Linked DNA regions of Homo sapiens: region 1 is linked to region 2. A link is a loop called in an ENCODE intact Hi-C map of the cell type or tissue named here. Cell type or tissue: GM12878. All regions are shown on one strand.

Region 1 (5,000 bases), 110 kb before region 2:
GATCATCTGTTTTGTTGGCTTGAATGTAGTGAAAAGGGGACACTTTTACACTGCTGGTGGGAATGTAAACTAGTAGAGATTCCGTAAAGAACTAAAAGTAGAACTACCATTTGATCCAACAATCTCACTACTGGGTATCTCCCCACAGGAAAAGAAGTCATTATATGAAAAAGACACTTGGACACACATGTTTATAGCAGCACAATTCACAACTGCAAAAATATGGAACCAGCTCAAATGCCCATCAATCAACAAGTGGATAAAGAAATTGTGATACACACACACACACACACACACACACACCATGCAATACTACTCAGCCATAAAAATGAATGAAATAATGGCATTTGCAGCAATCTGGATGAAATTAGAGGCCATTATTATAAGTGAACTAACCCAGGAATGGAAAACCAAACATTGTATGTTCTTGCTCATAAGTGGGAGCTAAGCTTTGAGGATGCAATGGCATAAGAATGATACAATGGACTTTGAGGACTCAAGGGAAATGGTGGGAGGGGCTGAGGGATAAAAGACTAAACATTGGGTACAGCGTACACTGCTCGGGTGATGGGTGCACCAAAGTCTCAGAAATTGCCACTACAGAACTTATCCATGTAACCAAACAAAACCTGTTCCCCAAAAACCTATTAAAATAAAAAAAAATTGTAAAGACTAAAAAAAAAATCTATTCACCTTCCCAAAACAAAGGGATTTTATTCAAAGTGGTTTCTTTGCAGTAGAAACTCAGCAACCTTCAAATATCGTTCTCTTGATGAAAATAAAGTTTTTTTTAAAAAAAAGCAAAATTTCTTCTGCTACTCTGAGCCCCCAGATAAAACTGAATTGGATCTCAGGGCTCAGAATATTTCTCTTAGCAAAAACTCAAGGAGCAGTTAAAAGATAAAGGAAATTAACCTGTTTTAAACATAGGTAGGTACTGCACACAAGCTTTGAATTTTGCTTACTTTGCTCATTTGCACATTTTTTCATTACTAAAAACTATTTATTCAGTTCCTCCTAAAGAGCAAATACAGTGCCTACTCTCTTAGAGTTTATATTCCTGTTGGAGAAAATAGACAATAACTGTATGCACAGAAAAATGAATAATCTTAGTGTTATGGACTGAATATTTATGTTCTCCAAAAATTCATATGTGGAAGCCTTAATCCCCAATGTGATGGTATTTGGAGGCTTTGGTATGTAATTAGGTCATGAGGGTGGGGGTGCCATGATGAACTTAGTGCCCTTACTAGAAAAGACACAAGAAAGATGATCCCTCTGCCATGTGAGGATACAGCAAGAAGGTGGCTATCTACAAATCTGGACGAAGGCCCTCACCAGACAATGAATCTTCTGGCACCTTGATATTGAACTTCCTAGTTCTCCAGAACTATGAAATATAAATGTTGTTTAAGCCACCCAAACTATAGGATTCTGTTATAGCTGCCTGAACTGACGAAGACAATTAAAAAGTGGTTAAATGCTGTGACCCACATACTCACACTCACCAAAAAAAATAAAATAAACAAACCCAAAACCCACAGAGTAATGAAATAGACAGGGACAAGAAGGGGCATCACTTTGATTGGGCCATCAAAGGCCTCTCTGTGGAGATGATAGTGGAGCAAAGCCTTCACATGGGTCAGTCAGGGAAAGAGCTAGGGGAAGGAAGAACATTCTAGGCAGTAGGGCTGGTATTGGTAAGTCTGAAAGCCTAAGACAAAAACAACTTTGGCATGCCTGAAGAAAAGAAAGTGGCTACAGCAGAGTAAAGCAGGTGTGAGGACAACTAAGTAATAGGCCATAGCATTAACAAGTAGGCAGGGGCTAGACTGAATGGAGCCTTTGGATCATGAATTTTACGGAAAGCCATTGGAAGGTTTCAATTAGGAGAGTGATTTCAGATTCATGTTTTTAAAAGCCAGTTGGCTTTTGCGTGGCAAAACAGACCACAATGGAATAGGAGTTAAAGCAGAGAGATGAGTTAAAGGACTCTCAGATAAGATGTAAAGTGGCCCAGATAAGATGTAAAGTGCCTTGACTTCTAGGCCATGGCAAAAGAGGGTGACGAATTATCAGATCTGGGATATACTTTGGAGGCAGAGCAATAAGACTTACTGGATTAGATACGGTAAGTAATGGAAATTAAGGCATCAACGATAACTTGTACATCATTGGGCTGAGTAACTGTGTGGTGGTGCCATTGACTGAGATTAAGGGGAAGACCAAAGAGGAGCAGATAGGGAGAGGCAGTTTGCAAATGAAGAGCTCAGTTTTGCACAGCTCCTCATATAAGCACCACAATAATTATCCAAGAGTCATTTTCTTTTACTCATTTTATAGACAAGGAAACTAAAGCACAGAGAGGTTATGCAACTTGGCCTTGGTCACTTGGCTAACTCATTTTATGTGATATTTTTCTTTACACAGTAGCATAGAGGTTAAGGTTGCTGAATCCTAATCCTAGGGCCACTATTTACTAGTTGTATGACCCTTGAGCAAGTCACTTAATTTCTCTAAACCTTGATTTTTCTCCTCTTAAAGTTGGAAGTTTTCTTGTCAAGGCTTTATGTAAGGGTTAAGTGAGGCAAAGCAGGCAATGTGCATGGCATAGCATACAATAAGTGTTCAATAAATATTAGCTATTCTTATAGTCAGTCATCTCCAAAGCTACAGTAGCATTATAATCCTGGATTTACTCCAACTAAAAGAACTCATCAAGGAGGTATATTTTCTCCCTCCAATAGATCACCAGTGTGTGGTCCTTGTCTTACTTCTTATTATTTTGACTACAGATCAGAATGAAAACCTTGGTCTCCTATAATGGGTACTCTCCCATGGGTGGGTGGGTAGGGAGTACTAAATGAAACCTAAAATAAAGCCTGACTAAGTAAAGGAAACATTTGAGGCAAAAGACAAGATATGAAAACTTCACCAAAACGGTCTGAAATGACAAAGGGAAAAAGTCCCAACCTTAATCAGGGAAAGTTAGTTGCATCAATAAAGAAAAATAACCACACACGATACAATCAGGCAATTGAGATCTTGATACTGGAAGGCCAAAGGTTGGGAGTATTCAAGAGCATTTCCCCAAGACTGACCTCAGAGGAAGGACTGGTTTAAAATTAGCAAGATTTAGAGGTTTTAGGTTAAATGCATACAAATTTCCTTCCCTGGGCCCTCATAGGTGCAGCAGCCTCTTCCATCAAGCAAAGTACATCCTAACATATGAATACCTTTGTGATATGGTCTCTCCTCTGTCACAGTACATACTTTGGCAAGAATGAACTACAATGAAAAATGAGTGCCCACTAAGGTTGGAAGGAGGGTGATCCTTCTGATTAGTCACCATAATGGTGTCTTTTTAATAGCTATTAAAGGTGAAATGAAAATATGATCGTTAAAACTGGTACAAAAAGCTATCAGAGGAAGTGGGGTAAAAGCAAGACCATGGTGAGACATGTAGAAATGAATCATCAAATTGTAATGCCTCTTTTCAGTAATATAGGGCCCACTCTTACCCCAGACAAAGGCCCATCCTTGACAAGGCTTTCTCCAGTTCAAGCAGGGCTACACCTCTGGGTGGAGTCTCTGGTTCCTGCAGTCTGGGGAGACAGTCTAATGTAATGGTTAAGAGCAAGAGCTTTGGAGACAGGCTGGCTGAATCTGAATCCCAGCTTGCCTCAAGCTTTTCAGCCATAATGGAAGAATTATGGAAGTAACTGGGCAAATTATCTAACTTTTTTAAGCCTTAATTTTCTTATTAATAAATGTGGGAAAGAGTGTAATGACTGTAACTAGTACCTCAATTCACAGGGTTGCTGTGAGAGGATGAGATAATGCATGTAAAGTACCTGGCATACAGCTTTTAACAAGCATTTACACTTGTTATATTATTATCTGGAGTTTCATTCTGGCTGGACCAGGGTTTCTTTCTGGTAGCAATGAACATTTCCTTAAAATTCTCAGTCACAACTTTGTTCCATTTCAATTCATTTCTATTGCTTACCACCACTCTAGAAAAGAATATTTATTGAGTACCTAAGTCCACCCGCCCCCCCAAAAAAAATAAGCTAAAGAAAATAGTGAGGGAAACCATTGCATAAAGTCCCAAGAATAAAAATAGAGGGAAAAGACAATCAGGTAAAGGTGGATTTCAGAAGTTCACTGGAAGAGACGAATCAGTGAAGAGGGCCAAGAAAGACCAACTCTAGTTCTATTCAAATGCCTACGAAGGTTAGGATAACTTTTAATGTCATAAAGAGTTGGAACTTTTCCTTGTGTATTACTTTGTTGCCCTGTCTTCCTTTTCCTAGACATATCTTAGAAACCTACACAACCAGAAAAAGAGTGTATTGTTTTGTACAATTCAAACGAGTAGGAAAGAAGGGGGTGGGGGAAACTCTATCACGCCTCGTATCTTGTTCCAGCAAGAGCTCCAGGCAAAGGAGAGAAACCCCAGGGGAAAGAATGGGTGGTGGCCGAAAGCAGAACGTGGGACAGTTAATCCTGGGGACCCCCAGATGATGAAGAAGACATACACCCGGGGGGTTGCCTAGGGGATGCCTGTCAACTCAGCAGTAACGCTGCAAGGACATGCTCTAGCCCAAAGCCCCCAGGTGATTTCCTCCTCAGAAAAGGAAGCCTAGGATCACACCAGACCCACTAGACTAGAGAGTAAAAGGCCCTAAGCAGCACTAGGGTAATTTATTGTCCAAACATAGGACATTTTCAGAAAGGGAAGATCATAACAAAGCTGTGCCAACAGGTTACATCAGAACTATCCAGACATCCTAGTAAGTGTCCATTGCCCTATTCCATGCACAAACACAAAACTAGAAGACTAGATGTACGCTCAGGAATAAAGAAATAAACGAGTGTGGGTAAGTGATGAGGAAGGAAACAAACATTTTCTAAAAGCACTCACTGGTACTCCAGCCCTGTGTGGAATACTGTATATTCATGATCTAATTTAATCCCTGCAGAGTGGGAATTAGAAG
Region 2 (5,000 bases):
CTATTGCAAAGACAAAAAACCAAACACCGCATGTTCTCACTCATAGGTGGGAATTGAACAATAAGAACACATGGACACAGGAAGGGGAACATCACACACTGGGGACTGTTGTGGGGTCGGGGGAGGGGGGAGGGATAGCATTAGGAGATATAGGTAATGCTAAATGACGAGTTAATGGGTGCAGCACACTAACATGGCACATGTATACATATGTAACAAACCTGCACGTTGTGCACATGTACCCTAAAACTTAAAGTATAATAATAATAAAATAAAAAAATACAAAGTTTATCTTCGTAATAAAAAAAAAAGTTTACCCCCCCCCAAAAAAAAAACCCTAGATGATGGGTTGATAGGTGCAGCAAACCACCATGGCACATGTATACCTATGTAACAAACCTGCACATTCTGCACATGCATCCCAGAACTTAAAGTAAAATTTTAAAAAAATAAAAATAAATAAAACTGCTAGACGAAAACGTAGATTTATTTTGCCATGACTTTGGATTTGTCCATTTTTCTCTGTGTTATGACACCAAAAGCCCAAACAACTAAAGAAAAAAAATAGATAAATTGAACCTCAATTTAAATCAAATTAGAAACTTTTGTGCTTCAGAAAAAAAAAATGTTTTGTACCTTAAAAATGTCTTGTGCCCTTTGGCCCAGTAATTCCACCACACGTGGAAAGCCATTTTAAGTAAGGATTATGAAATACTATTGAAAATTGCCTTCTATGTAAATATGTTCACTGCAGCATTTTTGTAACATTAAAATATTGGAAAGCAACACAAGTTCCCAATAACAGGTAAACAATTATAGAAAGTATAGGGTATCTACTAAATAAACTATTATGCATCTTTTTAAAATTATGCCTGAAAGAACAACAAAACTGCTTATGTTGTAATATTAAAGTACAGCTGTCCCTAGGTATCCTTTGGGGATTTGTTCCAGGACCTCCCACTGATACCAGAATTCACACATGCTCAAGTCCTTTATATAAAATGACATTGTATTTGCATATAACGTATGCACATCCTCTCATATACTTTAAATCATGTCTAGATTACCTATACTACCTAATACAATGGAAATTTTATGTAAATACTTGTTATGCTGTATTGTCTAGGGAATGATGACAAGGAAAAATAGCCTGTACATGTTCAGTGCAGATGCAATTTTTTAAAATACTTTTTATCTGCAGTTGGTTGAATCAACAGATGCAAAGCCCATGGTTAAGGAGGGCCAACTACAAAAGGAGAGTGAAAACAGAGAATGTACTGCGGCTATATAAAATACCAAAAAAAAGAAAAGCAATGCAAAATTAGATATAGTTGTCTATTAGAGCAGGGTTTTAGGGGATTTTTTTCACCTCATATACAAGTGGAAAACAAATTTAACAACTGTAACAAACTTCATGTAATATGAGCACCTTCTTCAGTTCAATAGGCAATTATTGAGACCCAATAAATATTAGGCCGTAGGATAGGTTCTGTTATCTGTAAACAGCCTTCTGTGTTGCTACTAAGAAATTTCAAGAAGAAATATGGTTTTTTTTAACCATGAGACATTTGAGTCTCAACCACAAAAAAAGAAAAAAAAAATGCAGGAACATTTTACTGAGATATACCAGACTCAACAATTTAGTTATGCACTTCCTTAAAAATGCCAGTGTCATCACCTGTGGTCTAGACATTTTTCCCAAAATAAGCATAATCAGTGATGCATAAACTCTACCCTTTCTTCGGTCATATTTGTGTAATGTAAACAGATCAGCTCCTGTCCATAGGATTTGTTCAGGCCATAGGGGAGTAACACTGGTACTTTCAAAAATAAAACCACAAATTAAAAACACAAAAAATAAATAAGTCCAATTTGGAGAAAAATAGGGAACTCCTCAAATAGCAACCCACTTTGTTGGCCAGAAATGTTCATAACTGTTCAAAAGCAATTCAACATACTCAAAAATAATGATTACCATTCATGTTAATTAATATTGGTATTAATAATGCTTTCACTAATTTTTATTATTTTTTATATCACATCACAATTTTAATACTAAATATTAATTGACAATATTAATGGTATATTATATATTGTTATATATGTTTTGTTAATAAATTATTAATATTAATACTAAGTTAATATTAATATGGTTGCACATAATTTTTTCATTAGTCTTCACAAAATAATTAATACCTAATTTTATAAGTGATAAAACTGAGGTTCAAAGAGGCTACATAATTTGCAAAATGTCCAGCATCTGGAAAAGGTCAAAGCATTTTCTAACAGAAAAAGCAGATGTTGCCAACTTGCTTAGTCATATCCTGTGCTTCAGCACTCTGCCTCCCTGAAAAACTGAAGCTCCTGAAATACAGTAGAGCACAAAGTAGGTCCTAACTGGATATTAATAATTATAATTATGACTAGCAATGTGGTTCCAAAATTATAAATTTTAAATCTGATATCTAAGCATAGTGAAAGTGCATTGCAAAGGAGAAGAAATATAGATAGAAAAAATGTATTTTAATCTAGTTAAAATGTCAAACTTCAGTATATTCTTACCCCTATTTAGCAAATTTTACTTCTTTACCTTCAGATGCCAATTTAAAATAATATGCTTCTTTCTTCTTTTCTTTTCTTATCTTTTTTTTTTTTTTTTGAGACAGAGTTTCGCTCTTGTTGCCCAGGCTGGAGTGCAATGGCGCGATCTCGGCTCACTGCAACCTCCACCTCCCAGGTTCAAGCAATTCTCCTGCTGCAGCCTCCTGAGTAGCTGGGATTACAGGCGCCCACCACCATGCCAGGCTAATTTTTGTATTTTTAGTGGAGACGGGGTTTCACCATGTTGGCCAGGCTGATCTCGAACTCCTGACCTCAGGTGATCCACCCGCCTTGGCCTCCCAAAGTGCTAGGATTACAGGCATCGGCCACTGCACCCAGCCTTCTTTCCTCTTTTCAAAACCCAGAAAGTAAAAGATGTATAGTCTCAGAATGTTGTGCCTTTCGAATTCGTATTTCAGTACTTCCAGTTTTCTGATCGAGTCTCAGTAACAATTACTGCAAACTTCTGTTTTTAAAAGCAGTATTGTATTTTGGTTTTCTTGGAAAACACCACTGGGAAGGTACATACACACTGTTATCACAATGACGCATCTTCAAGAGGAAGTGAACACATTTAATTAGGACATGAAAGATTTGGAAACCTTAGTAGTCAAAAATAAAACTAGACACTTCAGAAAGGAAATCTAAACTACTTTCCTTTCAAAAGGACTAAATGAAAGTTCATCAAAATAAAGTTAAGAGCCAACACATGAAAAGAGCAAAGTGATTAATGGTGTCCCTTCATCAAAACTTTTGGAATTTAACAAAGATTTTTGTTCTTCAACTCAAAATTGGCATCTCCTTCAGGGGGCAAGTTACTATCACTTTTACTTACTTATCTCTAGGAGCCTTAAGATAAAGAGAAAAAGTTTGCAGTCAGAAGACATGAGTTCTATTTCTTTTCCTGCAACTTGTCCAGCTGTGTAAAATAGAGAAAAGAACAGATTTCTGCCTGATTTACAGAGCTATAATGCCTCTCAGACATGATAACATAGGTGAAACTTCTTTGCAAATAACAAAGCTCAAGATCAGTGGTTCTCAAATGCTTTTGTTCCCAGGACATATTGGCCAATATCTGGAGACATTTTTGGTTGTCATATCTCAGAGTGCAGGTGCTACTTGGCATCTAGTAAGTGGTCCAGGCCAGGGGTGCTGCCAAACATCCTACAATGTACAGGACAGCTTCTTACAACAAAAAAATTACCCAGCCCAAATGCCAATAGTGATAAGGTTAAGAAACCCTGCCTCAGACAAATGTAAGCTACTCCCAGCTTCTCAAGCAATGTCTGGGGCCTAGGGACATCTCCTAGGTATGCCTGAATGACTGTAATCCTGAGCAGACGTTCACTGTCCTCTGATCCAGCTGCTCTCACTCAGCAAGAGTGAGGAAGCAAAGTAGTCCTTCCCTTTCTGTCATGGCCCACAGCCCGAGGAGTGAGTTGCTGCACAAGGGCTGAGGGGAAGACTAACAAACCCTTGTCTGACTCAAACTTACTAACACTCACTTTCCCTAGCTGCCTTCCAGGGAAACCAGCTGGTTGAAAACATACTCTCCAAATGGATTGAACATGTAGCTACTCAGGAGGCTGAGGCAGGAGAATTGCTTGAACCCAGGAGGCGGAGGATGCAGTGAGCTGAGACTGTGCCATTGCACTCCAGCCTGGGTGATAGAGCAAGACTCTGTCTCAAAATAAATAAATTAATTAATTAAATAAAATAAACATCTGTTGGGCCAGGTGCGGTGGCTCATGCCTGTAATCCCAGCACTTTGGGAGGCCAAGGCGGGTGGATCACGAGGTCAGGAGTTCAAGACTTGCCTGACCAATATGGTGAAATCCCATCTCTACTAAAAATACAAAAAATTAACCATGCGTGGTGGCACGCACCTGCAGTCCCAGCTACTCAGGAGGCTGAGGCAGGAGAATCACTTGAACCCGGGAGGCAGTAAGCCAAGATCAGGCCACTGCACTCCAGCCTGGGTGACAGAGCAAGACTCCATCTCAAAAAAATAAATAAATACATAAATAAACATTTGTTGCACATCCACCTGCTTTCCATTGAGGAGGATATAGAAAATATACATCTCCTGTTTAGTAAATAAAATCTCTGCCATCACCATATACAAGTTTAGAATTTAGTAAATGACACAACACAAACAACCAGTAAAGAATCCCAGACAATTCTGTTCATTCAAAATTACATGCGATATCACGCAGTGGCCAGGATAAAGACATGGATCAGAAGAAATGGAAAGGCCTTCAGGACACAAGGGGCAACAAAGGAAGGGTGGCTAGGATAGGTGTAGTTAACTGTATGTTTCAATATGACTTGACACAGGGTACACAGGCATTTTGGCAAGCCTTATTCTGGGTGTGTCTGTGAGGGTGTTTCTGGATGAA

Evidence for each region. A loop is a pair of places that touch in the nucleus more often than their neighbours do. Peaks named below come from ENCODE experiments on the same cell type or tissue, not always from the same donor. Only the 100,000 strongest peaks of a DNase experiment are listed, where the experiment ranks them.
Region 1: a loop joins it to region 2, with 4 times the contacts of the local background. A loop is called at or near these places in 1 of 110 quality-filtered maps.

What each region holds. Positions count from the first base shown.
Region 1 is chr1:173,219,395-173,224,394 of GRCh38, forward strand. It overlaps a transcript of TNFSF4 not described here. Among named protein-coding and RNA genes, the nearest start is that of TNFSF4, 15 kb to the left of the region's middle. In GM12878, no CTCF peak of the experiment used is centred here; a DNase peak (open chromatin) is centred at 2,965.
Region 2 is chr1:173,328,243-173,333,242 of GRCh38, forward strand. All of the region lies in intron 2 of LOC100506023 (a long non-coding RNA gene), which reads right to left. It also overlaps a transcript of TNFSF4 not described here. Among named protein-coding and RNA genes, the nearest start is that of TNFSF4, 120 kb to the left of the region's middle. In GM12878, no CTCF peak of the experiment used is centred here; a DNase peak (open chromatin) is centred at 3,119; H3K4me3 peaks cover 442 bases; H3K27ac peaks cover 3,533 bases.